2 separate regions of the Homo sapiens genome follow, and region 1 is linked to region 2. Evidence: read pairs that join two places in POLR2A ChIA-PET (ENCODE). Cell type or tissue: PC-9. All regions are shown on one strand.

Region 1 (8,000 bases), 56 kb before region 2:
CCATGGAAGCTCACCTGGTGTGGGGATGCTGTGTGGGTTTGAACACTGAGGTCTCAGTAGTTCTTTCTGACCTATTTTCTATGCAGCCTCATGTGGTGCAGCAGGCACTCATGTGAACATGATGGGATTATGGCAGGGCCTCAGAAGTGGAGAAAGTCAGTTGCCACCAGCCCCCAGGGCTAGACAAACTGTAGTAGTGGGTCCAATTTCAAAATGGCACTGAGCCATAGTAGCTAAGGTTGTGAAAGTGAAGGTTGATGAAGATGGGCTCCTACTTTGAAGCAATTCAGCTGTGTAAACTCACACTTAACCTCCAAACTGGAATTGGGATCTGTGAGGACTGGGGAACTACCCTGTAGCGAGGGTTGTTGGCATTTGTGGTAGCAATGGGGACTGTAAGGGATCTCTAGTTTACCTTTTCTCCACATAAAGAAGTCCCCGCTGACTTCTTCAGCATACTTCCTCAGTCTGTCTAGTTGAAATATATGGAGGGATGATTGCCAGGTAACTCTACTTGACCATTTTGCTGATATCTTATGATGAGTTATCATATCTATGGGATATTCACATCAGAGGTCTGGTAAGTTATTGGACACCTGGTTTTCATGCTCAGGAGAGAGAGTGGCCTGGTAAACAAGTTTAAATCAAATAAGTATTGAAAGAAGCCTAATGGATTGAAAGGAACCACTAAGGAAAAGTTATAAGTAGAAGATAGATAAAACACACCAAATGAGCAAGTCCCTTGAAAAAGAGGAGAAAACTGTATCTTAAGTGGAATTGGAGAGGTTGGGATCACTCCTGAGACAGCAGACCACTGCTTTTTTTTTGTTAGGATGGAGGAAGACGTGCATACAATAGCAAAGTGGAATACAGAACAATGTCTTAGAAATGGAAGAAAATTCATTCCTCATTCTGCTATAATTTTTAAATCTTTATTGTGACAGCTATTGATTATGTAAGGTTTGATGCATATAATAATAAGTAAGTGATTTATGGAGGTTTCAAATTTAAATATTCAAAGAAAAACACGTTACTTTATAAGAAAAGAAAATTGACAAAAGTGGTGTAAGTAAAGGTCTCAAAACAATAGAACAGTTGAAAATACTTGATTAGATTCTAAATGAGGTTAAAAATGCAAAAAAATCCTTAATACAAAAAACAGCCAAAACAAAACAAAACTAGCATTATACTAATTGTAAGAGAAAAAAACTAAACAAGAATATAATTCTGGGTGAACTAGTAAATGATGAAAATTTTAGTTCAACACTGAAGACAAAAGATAAGGTAATGTTTTAGAAAGTTTAGATTTTTCCATTTATTCAGTTCATTATCAATATATATCAATAACCTACTATGTATCAGGAACTTTGACAAATAAGAAAGGATAAAACATTAAGAAACAGAGGTTATATTTATTATTTAGCTCCCACCAAAGTCATGTTTGACTGTATAACAACATCCTCACCACATTCTTGGTAATAAATTTCTTTCTTTTTTTTTTTTTAAACAGAGCCCTCCTCTGTTGCCCAGGCTGGGGTGCAATGGCACGATCTTGGCTCACTGCAACCTCCTCCTCCCAGGTTCAAGTGATTCTCCTGACTCAGCCTCCCAAGTAGCTGGGATTACAGGCATGCGCCACCATGCCCGGCTAATTTTTGTGTTTTTAGTAGAGATGGGGTTTCACTATGTTGGCCAGGCAGGTCTCAAACTCCTGACCTCAGGTGATCCACCCACCTCAGCCTCCCAAAGTGCTAAGGTTACAGACATGGGCCACCACACCTGGCCCCGGTAACACAAATTTTAAGAATTGGTTTAAATGATAGGATATTTTACCTATTGAGCATAAACCAAAATACATTATATGATAAGAACAGAAAGGTACACACACACAGGTACACAAAATAGCTTAGATTACTTGAAAAATAGGTAAGCAAATGACTGAAATATAGGTAATTTTACTTACATACAGCCAGCTGAGATGGCAAATGCTTATCTATGTATCTGAATACCGATAAGGACATATAGATATGGATATAGGAAAGTATACATGAACTATGTTATCATTAATAAAATCAAAGTTTATCTTATTAGTCTGTTTTCTAAATATTATATTTGATCACTCCACATGTACAAGTATTCCATGAGAGAGAAACCAACCTGTGAATTACACTGTCAAGCATCAGAGATTAAATTGATTTGCTCTGTAATTCCAGTAAAGTACACACAGGAGAAATAATATGAAAGTATTTAGGGAGGTAAATGATAATGGGAGGGTCTTGACAGTTTGCTCTTGAAAGCAGTAAAGCAAAGCTAAGGGGAAGATTCATATGCTCTCTAGTATAAAAAAATTTTTTTTAAGTAATCAAAAGTTTAATTTTTCCCTCTGGCAAAGTAAGCAACTTCACAGAATCCTTTCTGAAATAATGATGAATTATAAATAGGTGAACTTGAATAATGATAATCAATTAAGTGAAAAGTCTATGACCAATAAAAATGTGTAAGTGGATATAATTCATTGCATTTAGCTAGTTTCTGAAACCGAATCAAAGCTCATGATGTGAATTTAAAAAACACATAAAGATTAGTCTCCTTAAAATGAGAATTGGATGTATGCATAGACATAAATATACATTCTATACATATATAAACACATTTCTATAAAAGTTGATTGTCTTTTTGTTCAGAGGTGGTTTTATAAATATAATAGCACTCTCATGGTTAATATTATATAACTGGAGCACTTAGAATTTTTTAAAGTATTTACAAATCCACCCCACAAAAACTTTTAATAAATAAACCTAATCATGCAGTCAGTCTTGGAATTTTATTTAGCAAATAATACTCATCAGAAATTTATTTTGTCAATTTTTATAGAATACCTTTACTGATAATATTTCCTAGATGTAAATTTCTTAAAAAGTAAAGTTCTTTTCAGCATTAGTCTGACTGTCCCACCAATGGCCTCTTGCCTAGGAGGAGGAAATGAGTAAGAGTTAGGAAGGCTATGCTTAAAATCAAATGCCATTTTGAAAAAAATAACTAAAAAAAAAAATCCCTTTTCCTTGAGAAATAATGACCACATTACCTGACTGGGCTAATGCCTGGAGGGGGATAATGAACTGTGCTTGAAGAGTATCTGCTCAGTTCACGTCAAGGAGGTAAGTGATAAGATAGGAAGCCTTTAGCCTACTTATATGCAAGTTCTGTACTTCAAACTAGGTCAGGTATTATTTCAATTTAAAATAAGGAGTGCTCAAGAACCAGAAATTTTCTGGAAGAATGCTTAGAAATGTGTGACATGCAGACACACTCCTGATGAATGTTGTGACGCCTTTTGGCTTTCACCTTCATTAGCAGTAGCCACATGATGATACTAGACGTTACTCTTTTAGAATTATCTCTTTCATACCAATCCTATTTTTGCTTATTGTTTTGAGATTATAATAATAGTTATCACCTTCTATGTTCTGGGAGATGTAAATACTATTATAAATACTTGTACCCTATTTTATCAAGTGTTAAAAAATGAATAATAGGATGGGAGGTAAATGTTTAAGAATGTTACCTGCACTTATCTCAGCTTTCCACTCTACGTTGTATAATGGTTTATTCCTAATTATTTAAATTCAGGTGTAGGTTAATAGAATTCATTCTTCCTAAGATTTTTTATACTACATTTACCACATACTTTCCATTTAAATAATTTTTATCTATCTGAGCCTAAAAATAAGAATATTTTTCTTATGTGTAAAAAATTACTACCCTGTAGGCTAATTAGGATGGTTTTCTGTATTTTTTTCTATGAGTTTAGAAAAAAATAAGAGTCACCGTGACAAATACAAACTCAAAAATAGTTTAATTCAAAGTGAAATTCTTATGGAAATGATGTCTTAAAAAGGAAACATTGCTTAGAAACAGATTCTCATATAAGTCTGTCTTTGTGATAATGACACTTATATGCATTCTATAGTGGAATCTATTTTTCTTTTTCTATGATATTCATTAAGATTTGTTTAAAGAAATTATTCCCTACCTTCAACTAATTTGTTAAGAATAACACATTGATTTACTGGTGCTTATATTAACTCTTACAATTCCATTGCAAAACAGCAAAAAGCATAAGTTCTGTTTTACCTTAATAGGGTTTGCAAAGTCTTAGGTATCCATGGGGTTTTGAAATGTTTTTTCTGGCAATATGTGCAGCACTTTTTGTTATATGGAGGTGCTGAAGATTGAAAATTCATTAAAGAAATTGGAGTGGAGATTAAAAAATTGAGAGGATTGGTAAATAAATTTTTAAATACAAATATAAGCTATTATGGGATAGTAATAGTAATAATAATAATAAGAATGTCTACTTTGGACATATATTTCAACAGAATTAGTAAAGCATTTGAAAAAGAAACACATGGGGCTGTTAAGTCAAGAAGATTTTTTTGATCTGAAGTTGAGCAAGGTGTTCTAACATTTTGCCTTGGTATTGAAAACAGCAGGGTTGACTACATGCTGGATAAAAATATTTCACTATTTTCCATTAGACAGGCTTCACCAGGGCACTATCAAAGACAAGCTCAACACTTTGTGGTCAAGCTTGAAAAACAGCATTGCAAAATGACAAAAATCTTTTCATAAATTCCAAGTGAATCATGGTTTAACCATTTACCACGTGGCCTTCTATAATATAATACATTATTCATATCAAACAGAGAAAATAATTCATAGCTAGTCCTATTTTTTAATTTGTCAATTGAAATGCTTGGTTTGATTTAATTGATCTCGGTATTTTTTGATGGGAGTCTAGGGAGAGCTGGAGGAAACTGCTTGGTGCGTTATTAATTCTCTGTATCTTTATTGTAGTGCCAACACTGTTTATCCCATTTTGAATTCTCCAGGTCTCCATCTCTGGCAGTGACAGTGGTCATGGCTTTTGTGGCTCCTTTTTCAATTTCTTTTTCTCCTGACTCAAAGGGCAGGGTGCAGCTGCTGTTTATTTCAAGGCTGAGTAAGGGATCAGTTTTTGGAGGAACTCCAGTGGCTGAGAAAATGTCCCTCTCTCCTTTATCATCAAATGTCTCTCCTTGAGGAAGTGATCAAGATCTAGTCACTCAAGAAGCTGAGACTTTGAGATTGTTCTTTGGCCTGACAATCTAAAATCCTTTGCCGCCTTCCTGGACAAGCCAGTCATGATCTATTTTTAAAGTCAAAACTTTAACTCTTGCTTAAATCATTCAAGCACAGCTTCTGAGTTGTAGCTTTTGGGCAATAGTAGGGTTTTGTTTGTTTGTATAGAATTCTGTGGATGTTAATGCCCATTTTTTTGCTCTGTCATATTTCATTTCTGCAAATTTCCATGATGTATATTTTTATACAAATGTAAAGGGTATAAAAGATCACTTTCAGGTAATCATGAGTAGTCAAGTTATTACATGACATTTTCATACCTAGAATAATCATTTTTCTTTTAATCCCAATAAAAATCAGCTATTCTTTTATATAAGTAAATATTATTTTATATAAGCATGTTTTCATGCTTCTTACATTTTTATTCTATTGATTTCCAGTGCCAGATTTCCCTTTTATCAAGAGACACTCCCCATCAATTGCAAACTGTCAACCAAGCTTACAAAATGTTACGTCCTTTCCATCACTGAGTTTCATTCAATTAAATACATCACACATCAGAAGTAGGAAGCATACCACAGAAAAATAATACAGAAGCAGGGATTTTGTTTTTATTGCCTGCCTTGAGAGTCAATCCAAATGAGCTAGATTAAAATGACTTTGCTGAGACATGTCTTTTCAAAAATAATCTCTGCAACTGGATGAGTATAATTCACACTTTTGGTAGAGTTGCACTTAAATATTTATTTTGTCAAAACGTATGATTCAAAGTTTTGTAGTGCTTTCTTGAAATACATTTCATCATTATTTCCAACTCCTTCAGCTTATTTGCATAGTTCTTTGTACCATAAGTCATTATAGAAGTAAATCTTTCAAATCCTCATATTAAGGCTGAATGAACCAAGCCTCATAACTGTCAAATAACTTGCTCATGGAATCATATAACCTGCAAGGGACAGAGCTGGAATTTCTATTTGGACTTCTAAATAAGCATAGTATTTTTTTTCCTACCATATTCTAACTTGTTTGCTCTAATATAAGGATCATATATCTCATGATGTTTTTTTAAATGGTTAAAAAGGAAAATAAGCAACAAGAATGGGTTCTGTTGTGGCCCTAGGGTTAAAAATAATTTGTGTGATTTTTCCCAACAAGATACAAAGTTTCATCTATCAGCTTTAAGATTTCCACATAAAACAGTCTGGAGAAATAGGTAAGCACTATGGTGAGACTTCTGATATCTATGTCTCATAAAGAAAACTATGAAGTTGAGATGTTTAATTAGCAGAACAGAAGACAAAGAAGAGATATATTTGTTTTAAAGCATTCAGAGGGCTACAATGTGTGAGAAAGAGTTATATTTTGTTTTTGTTGGAGAAATAGAACAGGATCATTGCGTAGAAGCCACAGGAGGTGAATCTGAGTTCAAATATCTGTACCATTATAAATGATAGATGATAAATAAATGGATAGATAAATAGGAGTTACACATTACAGTGAGTGTAAGTTTGAATAAGCTTCTTTTCTACCCTAATTTTCTATTATTTTATTGCTTATTGATTTTTTTTGGCAAAGCAAGCCACCTAGTCACATCTGAGTTCACAGAATAGTGAATTAAAATGCTTCTTCAGAGAGGAGGAGGAAATATAATATGAACAATTATATGTTCTAAACATGCTCATTGTAGAATTTTCTTTTAAAGTTTTTATTGCATTTATTTTATTTGATGCTAATGTTATTCACTTTAATATTAGTGTTTTTCACATGTTTTGAAATTTTGGTGTACAGACTCCCACCTTAAGTTTTTTCTTTTCTCTTTTTTTCAGGCTCAGTCCAATCTTAATCTGTGCAAGAGTTTTCAGTTGCCTGCACCTAAACACCTGGGATCTCTAGGTCAGAACTGGCTCATTTTGCTTCTGCTTCATAGTGATATTGAGGATATTGCATATTCCACTGATGAGCCAGTGTTCAAGTCTTGGTAATGTGAATAAATTTGTATTTGTCATATCTTAAGTATCAGAAAGCATTTGGTAATTAAAATTATTTTCCAAAAATGCTCCCAATTTTCTTCACATCAATCATGTTTAAGAATGCATGTCACAAACTCTACAAAATAAAATTTTTCTAAATTCTCTATTAAGAGATTAGAAAACGCACAGAGATTCCAATCAGTTCTTCTCTTCATGTCATGGTCTGCTCACATTGCTCCATGAAGGACTCTCTTGTTTTACTTGTTTCCCACTTCACCAATGCCACTCTTTTTCCTTTTCCTCTCCTTTACTACAAATGCCTTTTCAAATTGATTTGAAATATATCCTTCTGCCTCCCTGAATATGTACTTATCCTTTACAGTGTTGTTTTATGTGTATAAGTTTGTAAATAATATATATAATTTGCAGGGACATGGAGGAAGCTGGAAACCATCATTCTCAGCAAACTAACGCAGGAACAGAAAACCAAACACCGCATGTTCTCACTCATAAGTGGGAGTTGAACAATGAGAACACACGGACACGGAGGGGAACATCACACATCGGGGCCTGTTAGTGGGTGGGGGGTTAGGGGAGGGATAGCATTAGGAGAAATACCTAATGTAGATGGTGGGTTGATGGATGCAGCAAACCATCATGGCATGTGCGTACCTATGTAACAAACCTGCACGTTCTGCACATGTACCCCAGAACTTACAGTATAATATATATATGTAAACATATATATTATATATACAAAGTTATCTTTGTATATCATATATATACAGTTATCTTTGTATATACATATATATATACACATATATATGTGTAGTTATATATATATATATATATATATATATATATATATATATATATATAGTCATCCTTGTTTAAAAGGCCAACACTGTA
Region 2 (8,000 bases):
TCACAACTGTGGTTTTTTAAAAGACCGTTTTGAATAGTTATCTGATTATTTCCTTGGAGTAAATTTCTAAATATGAGATTATTGGATCAAATAAAGGATAAGCACATATTAAAGACATTTTAATCATTTTTATAAATTTCTGTTTAGTCCTTGGTCCTGTCTTGCCCCTATGGCCAACACTTTGCCATTTGTCACATGTACTGTGAGCCCTGCAGTACATGTTTTCTCAGCAAACAGTAAAATTCCAACCTTGTCATACTGCTTTCTTAGCTATATAATTTTAGGCAAACAATTTAAACTTCTCCCTTTTTTATCTTTTGTATTTTTAAATATTATATATGTATAAAATTTATACTTTATTGTACATGTTATGCATTTTTTATTCCTTCAGTTTCTTTGTTTTCTATAAATTTCTTTCTCTTTTTTAATTGGGGGAGCTGCTTTTGCAGTCTTGTTTTAGATTTTTAATAGTCAAATTTACTAACCATCATTATTTCTGCCTAGATATAAGCATAAGAACTTTTGGTTAATCTGTTTAACTTTTTGCTTAATCTTTATTTTTTTTCAACAAAAAACTGGCCTAATATCAACCTATTCTTTCTCTACTGATTAAAAGTGCATTTCATTATGTACTTAATATGAGCATATATGTGGGATTTTGGGATTCTAAGTTTCTCTCTGTTGATGGACCTGTATGTATCTGAAATCGTTTTACACTATTTTATTTGCAAAAACCTTCTAAAATGTTTTGATATTTAGTGGGGCAAAAGTCTTTTATTACTACTTTTTTTTCAGAAATTTCGGGCTATTCTTATACATGGAAATTTATCCTTTATTAATGAATATATTTTAGCATAACTTTAAAAAATTATAACAGAAGGACTTGCTCCTTATGAGAAAATCAAATATTAATCAAATACACAGAGTGGAAATTCTCATCTCCAATTTTCCTCCCTCCCTTTACCTGTTTTAGGATTGTTATTAACAATTTTTTGTGTATCTTCTGTACATATACAAACTGCAACTTGCTTCTCAATTAACTATGCAATGTGCTCCTTCTATATCAGTAAATTTGTATATAACTTATTCTTTTAATTGCCTACATTCATTTCCATATTATAAAAATATTGACAATTATTTATTCATAAGTGATAAATTTCTAGGCTAACTCTAGTTTTTACTATTTACATAGTGAAGTAAATTGTTTTACCTATGTCCTTGCATATTTTTGCCAATATTTATGAAGTATAGATACCTGGATATTCAACTGTAGTTGATATTCACTCAAAGAATATGCACATTTAACAGTTTTGTAGAAATTGTCTGTTTACTCTGTTGGTAGTTTCTTTTGCTGTGCAGAAGCTCTTTACTTTAATTGGATCCCATTTGTCAATTTTTGCTTTTGTTGCAATTGCTTTTGGCATCTTTGTCATAAAATCTTTGCCAGTTCCTATGTCCAGAATGGTATTGCCTAGGTTGTCTTCCAGGGTTTTTATAGTTTTCGGTTTTACATTTAAGCCTTTAATCCATCTTGAGCTGATTTTTTGTATATGGTGTAAGGAAGGTGTCCAGTTTCACTCTTCTGCATATGACTAGCCAGTTATCCCAGCACCATTTACTGAATAAAGAGTCCTTGCCTTATTGCTTGTGTTCATCAACGTTACAGAAGATCACATGGTTTTATGTGCATGGCCTTGTTTCTGAGCTCTCTATTCTGTTCCATTATGTTCTATCTGTTCTCATTATGTACAAAATGAGAGACAATATTTGCAAACTATGCATCTGACAAAGGTCTAATATCCAGCATCTATAAGAAACTTAAACAAATTTAAAAGAAAAAACCAAACAACCCTATTGAAAAGTGGGTAAACAACATGAACAGACACTTCTCAAAAGAAGACATATTTGTAGTCAATGCATAGGAAAAAAGCTCAATATTACTGATGATTGGATAAATGAAAATCAAAAGCACGGTAAGATACCATCTCAGACTAGTTAGAATGGCTATCATTAAAGAGTCAAAAATAACAGATGTTGGTAAGGTTGCAAAGAAAAGGGAATGCTTATACACTGTTGGTGAGGGTGTAAATTAGTTCAACCATTGTGGAAGACAGTGTGATGATGATGATTCCTCAAAAAGCTAAAAACAACTACCATTTGACCCAGCAATCTCATTACTGGGTATATACCCAAGAGAACATAAATCATTCTGCCATAAAGACATAAACACATGTATGTTCACTGCAACACTATTCACAATATATAAGACATGGAATGAACCCAGGTGCTCATCAATGGTAGATTAGATAAGGAAAATGTGGTGCATATACACCATTGAATACTATGCGGCCATAAAAAGGAATAAAAATATATGTCCTTTGCAAGAACATGGATGAAGCTGGAGGCTGTAATCCTAAGCAAATTAATGCAGAAACAGGAAATCAATAACACATGTTCTCACTTCTAAGTGGGACATAAACACTGAGCTCACATGGACACAAGTATGGGGACAATAGACACTGGGGGCCTACCTGAGGGTGGGAGGAGGGAGAGAAACAGAAAAATTAACTATTGGGTACTAGGCCTAGTACTTGTGTGATAAAACAATCTGTAAAACAAATTCCTGTGACATGAGTTTACCTATATAACAAACCTGCACACATACCCCTGAACTTAAATAAAAGTTAAAAAAAATTGTCAAATTGTCCCCCAATTTATATTTTCATCCAGAGTTAATAAGCCTGTTCATTCTTTACTCTTCCGCAAAAATTGAGTATTTTCAGTCTGATTCTCAATCTAATGTAAATAACTTATTTTTCATTCTGAATATGGTAAGAATGTGTCTTTATCTTTTGAAGTCCCAGGTTTCATGAAGATCTATCCTAGCTGTGTGTCTCTAAGTAAAATTTTATATATTATTTGACCATATTCCCTATTCTCTTATTTCTACCCTCTATTTGTGGAATATTTACACTGCTTGTGAATTTTTTATTGTATAGATATTGGATCTTTCAGATGTACTCTCTGTGTCTTAAATTTTCCTTATAATTATATATCGTTTTTTATTTCATACTGTACTGTGAGAATGGTTAGGCATATCTTCTAGCTTAATAATTCCATCTTGTATTGTTTGTTCTTCAACTTATTCTTTGTGTGGAAATTTTAAATTATTTCAATAATCATGCTTTTAATTTCTGAGAACTCTAATTACATCCTTCCTTGTGCTAATTATTGCTCATTTTCTATCATTTCATCCTTGTCTTCTTTCAACAGAATATTGGACGGCAATTTGCTCCGTTAAAAATATATACTTATTTTTCAGCGTTTTTCGTAGCTATGGCCAGTTGTGTTTTGGTAAATATTTAACAACTGGTTCTCATTTTTTTTTTCTTGACTGGAATGTGAGTATGAAACTGGAGTTAGGGACTGGGCGCGGTGACTCACGCCTGTAATCCCAGCTCTTCGGGAGGCCGAGGAGGGTGGATCCCTTGAGGTAAGGAATTAGAGACCAGCCTGGCCAACATGGTGAAATCCTGTCTCTACTAAAAATACAAAAATTAGCTGGGTGTGGTGGTGTGAGCCTGTAGTCCCAGCTATTTGGGGGGCTGAGGTAGGAGAATAACTTGAACCCAGGAAGTGGAGGGTGTGGTGAGCCAAGATTGCACCACTGCACTCCGGCCTGGCAACACAACAAGACTTCATCTCAAAAAAAATAAAAAAAGAAAAGAAGAAAGACAGGAAGGAAGGAAGGAAGGAAGGAAGGAAGGAAACGATTTAGGTCAGCAATCCTGTGATGAGGGTTGCCATTACTGAGGAGAGTAGTGCAGAAGGATAAAACTAATAGGAAATATTTGAAACATTGTAGAGTGCTATGACATTTAACTCTAAACTTCTTGTTGTGCTACTTCCTTTTAACAACCAAACCAATTCTCAAACTACTAGCAGTCTTCAATTTACACTGTAGTGAGGCTATAAAAATAATCATTAAATTTGAAACTATTTAAAGTAATCTTAGTAATCAAGGGGGAAAACTATAATTATTCCTTGTTATAAGCAGGTTCACTGTGCAGTGATTACCAACATGCTTGAGGCCAGTGAGACAGAACACACCCATATGCAATGCATTACGTGAAGAGGATTTACTACTTGCAGGTAGGCAGCAAGGGACTAAAGAAGCCAATGATTCGTTGTGAACCAGTCCTCCAGGGTCAAGAAAACTACCCAGGGTAGCATTGTTTCAGCTGCACAAGCCTTACTTGCACTGCAGCTGAGGGACCCTGAAAAACAGTCCATCCTGGGTTATATACCTCGGAGTCCACATGACTCACTGTGAAAAGCTTTGAAGGACATCCTTCTTCCAAGAGAGAGATGAATAAAGCCCGGGCTGTCCTGGGCAGGTCCTGTCTAACTCATGATATTACATATCCTTGAAGGGACAGGAACAAGGTTTATGCTGTTTTAGACAGTTTCTCCCTATCTCAGGATATTGCACCCACAGAACATTTTATATTTAATCTCTGGAACTACAAACAAGAAAGGGGGAAGAACTAGTTTGGTCCAAGGCCATCTGGAGAGCCATCCTGCACCATGATCTCTAGAAATTTTTGTCAAAATATTAAAAATTTCCTTAATGTCAGTTACAAATATATAGAAAAATTAAAAAAGAACATATATATATTTAACACATTTTAATTTAAAACATTAAAACATTGAGAATTAAAGTGTTTCATTTCTTTGTAAAAAACTTAAGAGAGTAGTTTGAGCAGTGTTCATCTTCTTGTCATGTAAGTTAAGATAGAGTGAGCATCTTTTCTATGTCTTTGTGAATTGTTATATTTTTTATTTTTAATTAATTATTGTTCTAATTGACAATTAAGAGTTGTATATATTTACAGAGTACAAAAATGTTTTGATATATATGTACATTGTAGAGTGGCTTAATCAAGCTAAGTGACATATGCATTACCTAATTTTTTTTGTGGCAAGAACATTTAAAATCTACTCTTGGCAATTTTCAAGTATAAAATACATTGTTATTAACTACAGTCACCATGTTGTACAGTAGCTCCTCTGCACCACTCCTTCTGTCTAACTGAAATATTGTATCCTTTGACGCATGTTTCCTCATTCCCTCCACCTCCCCCAATCACTGGAAACCACTTTTCTATTCCCAGTTTCTGTGAGTTCAACTTTTTTAGATTCCATGTTTACGTTACACAATTTGGTATTTGTCTTCCTGTGCCTGGCTTATTTCACTTTATATAGTGTTCTCCAGGTTCATCTACATTGTCACAAGTGAAAATATTTCTTTATTTTTTAAGGCTGAATAATATATAGAATTAAATACTATTCAGCCTTAAAAACTAAAAAAAGAAAAGTTTAAAATCTCTCTCTCTCTCTCTCTCTCTCTCTCACACACACACACACACACACACACACATTTTCTTCAACCATTGATGGACACATAGGTTGACTCTATATCAGCTATCAAGAGTAATGCTGCAATGAACATGGAAGTACAGACATTGTTTCAACATATTGATTCATTTCCTATATATACCCAGTAGTGAGATTGCTGGAGCATATGATAGTTCTATTTTAGGTTTTTTGAGGAACATCCATGTTATTTTCCATTGTATCTGTATTGATTTACATCCCCACCAACAGTGTACAACAGTTCCCCTTTCTCCATATTCTCACCAGCACTTATCTCTTGTCTTTTTGATAATAGCTATTCAACAGGGTGAGGTAATATCTCATTGTGGTTTTAATTAGCATTTCCCTGAAAATTAGTGATGTTGAGCATCACACTCAGCTTCTATGAGTTCATCTTTTTTTAGATTCCACACTTAAGTTAGATAATTTGATATTTGTCTTTATGTGCTTGGCTTATTTGTGTTTTTCTTCTTGTATTTTTGATCCTGCATTGTTAGATTGCTGTACTCCTATCTAAGTTTGAATCAGCTTCCAATATTTTATTCTCTACACTTCAATGTTTTGGAATATTCCTGAGAATTCCTTTAATATGATGTTTCTTGCTGGGACATCTTTATCTTTTTCATCACAACATTTCCTTCCTTAATGCAATAAATTTTATGTTCTTTTTTGATTTATAAAATTATGTTTAAGTTTAGTTAATTGATAATGTAATTTTCCTCCGTAACCTTAATTATCATTCTTCTACCAGGATTAATGATCCTAATTATAATAAGAATTTGGGTGGAGACTTGTACTCTGGTGGGTCTTTCCTTTCAAACACTATGGGAACACCTAAATGTGAGGGCTTCTTATTTGTCACAACATCTGAAGTTAGCCAAAGAACTCCCATCCCTCTAGTTGCAAAGTCTACTATTTAACCCTATCAAGAAATATGCTCCACATTATTTCAAGAGTTGATTTTATGATGTTCCCTGGACACAAACATCACAACAATGCACGTGGATTACTCAACTTATCAGGTATGAATGACATTGCTGACTACTTCTTTTCTTATTCTCATTCTATTTTGCAGGGACCTTGGGTCCCAGTTTCCTAAGGTAATTGCATTTTATTTAGAATTTCTCCCATTTTCCTGATGAAACTGCATGTTGTTTGGTACTCTAAGGTTCTCTTAGTAATCTGATGCAATTTTATTTATATTTTCAGATGATTCCTCAGTGTTGCTCAGTGGATTTTTCCTTCTTATGATTGTTTTTCTATTCATATTTTTTCTGTTTGTAATCACTTTTTGGTAGAGAAGAGGAACATGTTTTGCCTATATTGAACTGGAACCAGATGAACTTTAAAATTAGGTAATGACATTTTGAAAAATTCAGATGTTGAATAGAATTTCATGAATGCAGTACCTAAGGAAAAATATATTAAAGTTTTAAGTTTGCTATGGTATTGTTTTGCAAACTTCTTAGTATTCATAAACACTTAGGATTATATACTTAGCAAACATTTCCCATGTCACTAATATTTGAGAATACTCTTGCTACCACAAAAGCACAGTTAAACACGTAGCCCACAGGCACTACAAAGCAACCATGCAATCAAATCTACATAACAACCGGCTAACAATACGATGACAGGATCAAAATCATGCATATCAATACTAACCTTGAATGTAAACGGGTAAATACTGCACTTAAAAGACACAGAGTGACAGTCTGGATAAAAAGACAAGACCTAAGCATCTGTTGTCTTCAAGAGATCTATCTCACATATAATGACACCCACAGGCTCAAAGTAAAAGGGTGGAGTAAGATCTGCCATGTAAGTGGGAAACAAAAAAGAGCAGGAGTCACTATTTTTATATTGGGTACAACAGACTTTAAACTAATAAATATTAAGAAGGACAGTGAAGGGCATTAGTTAATGATAAAGAGTACAATACCTCAAGAAGTCTTAAGTATCCTAAGTATACACACACTCAATACTGGGGCCCGCAGATTCGTAAAACAACTTCTTCTTGCTCTGTGAAAAAACTTAGATAACCACACAATAATAGTGTGAGACTTCAGCCTCCCACTGACAACACTGGACGGATAATCAAGGCAAAAAACTAACAAAGAAACTCTGTACCTAAATTCAAGACTGATCGATTGGATCTAATAGACATCTATAGAACACTACAGCCAACAATGACAAAAAAAAAATACCCTTTTGATGTTCTAAGATAGACCACATGCTCAAGTCTCAAAGAATTCAAAAAAAGTGAAATAATACCAAACACAGTCTCAGACTACAGTGCAATAAAAATAGAAATCAAGACCAAGAAGAGCTCCCAAACTGCACAAATACATGGAAATTAAACAATTTACTCCTGAATAACTCCTGGATGAACATCAAAATTAGGACATACATAAAAAAAATTTGAAGTTAATGAAAATAAGAACACTACTTACCAAAATCTATGGGATGCAGCTAAAACAGTATTAATAAGGATGTTTATAGCCCTCAACATGTTTATCAAGAAGTTAGAAAGGTGTCAAATTAGCAATCTAACTTTTCACCTA

What was found. Peaks named below come from ENCODE experiments on the same cell type or tissue, not always from the same donor. Only the 100,000 strongest peaks of a DNase experiment are listed, where the experiment ranks them.
Region 1: POLR2A ChIA-PET joins it to region 2 with 7 read pairs; 2 of 35 experiments call an interaction of 5 or more read pairs at or near these places.

The regions. Positions count from the first base shown.
Region 1 is chr1:106,765,290-106,773,289 of GRCh38, reverse strand. No RefSeq gene overlaps it. Among named protein-coding and RNA genes, the nearest start is that of LINC01661, 49 kb to the left of the region's middle. In PC-9, no CTCF peak of the experiment used is centred here; a DNase peak (open chromatin) is centred at 4,599.
Region 2 is chr1:106,709,412-106,717,411 of GRCh38, reverse strand. No RefSeq gene overlaps it. Among named protein-coding and RNA genes, the nearest start is that of LINC01661, 100 kb to the left of the region's middle. In PC-9, no CTCF peak of the experiment used is centred here; no DNase peak of the experiment used is centred here.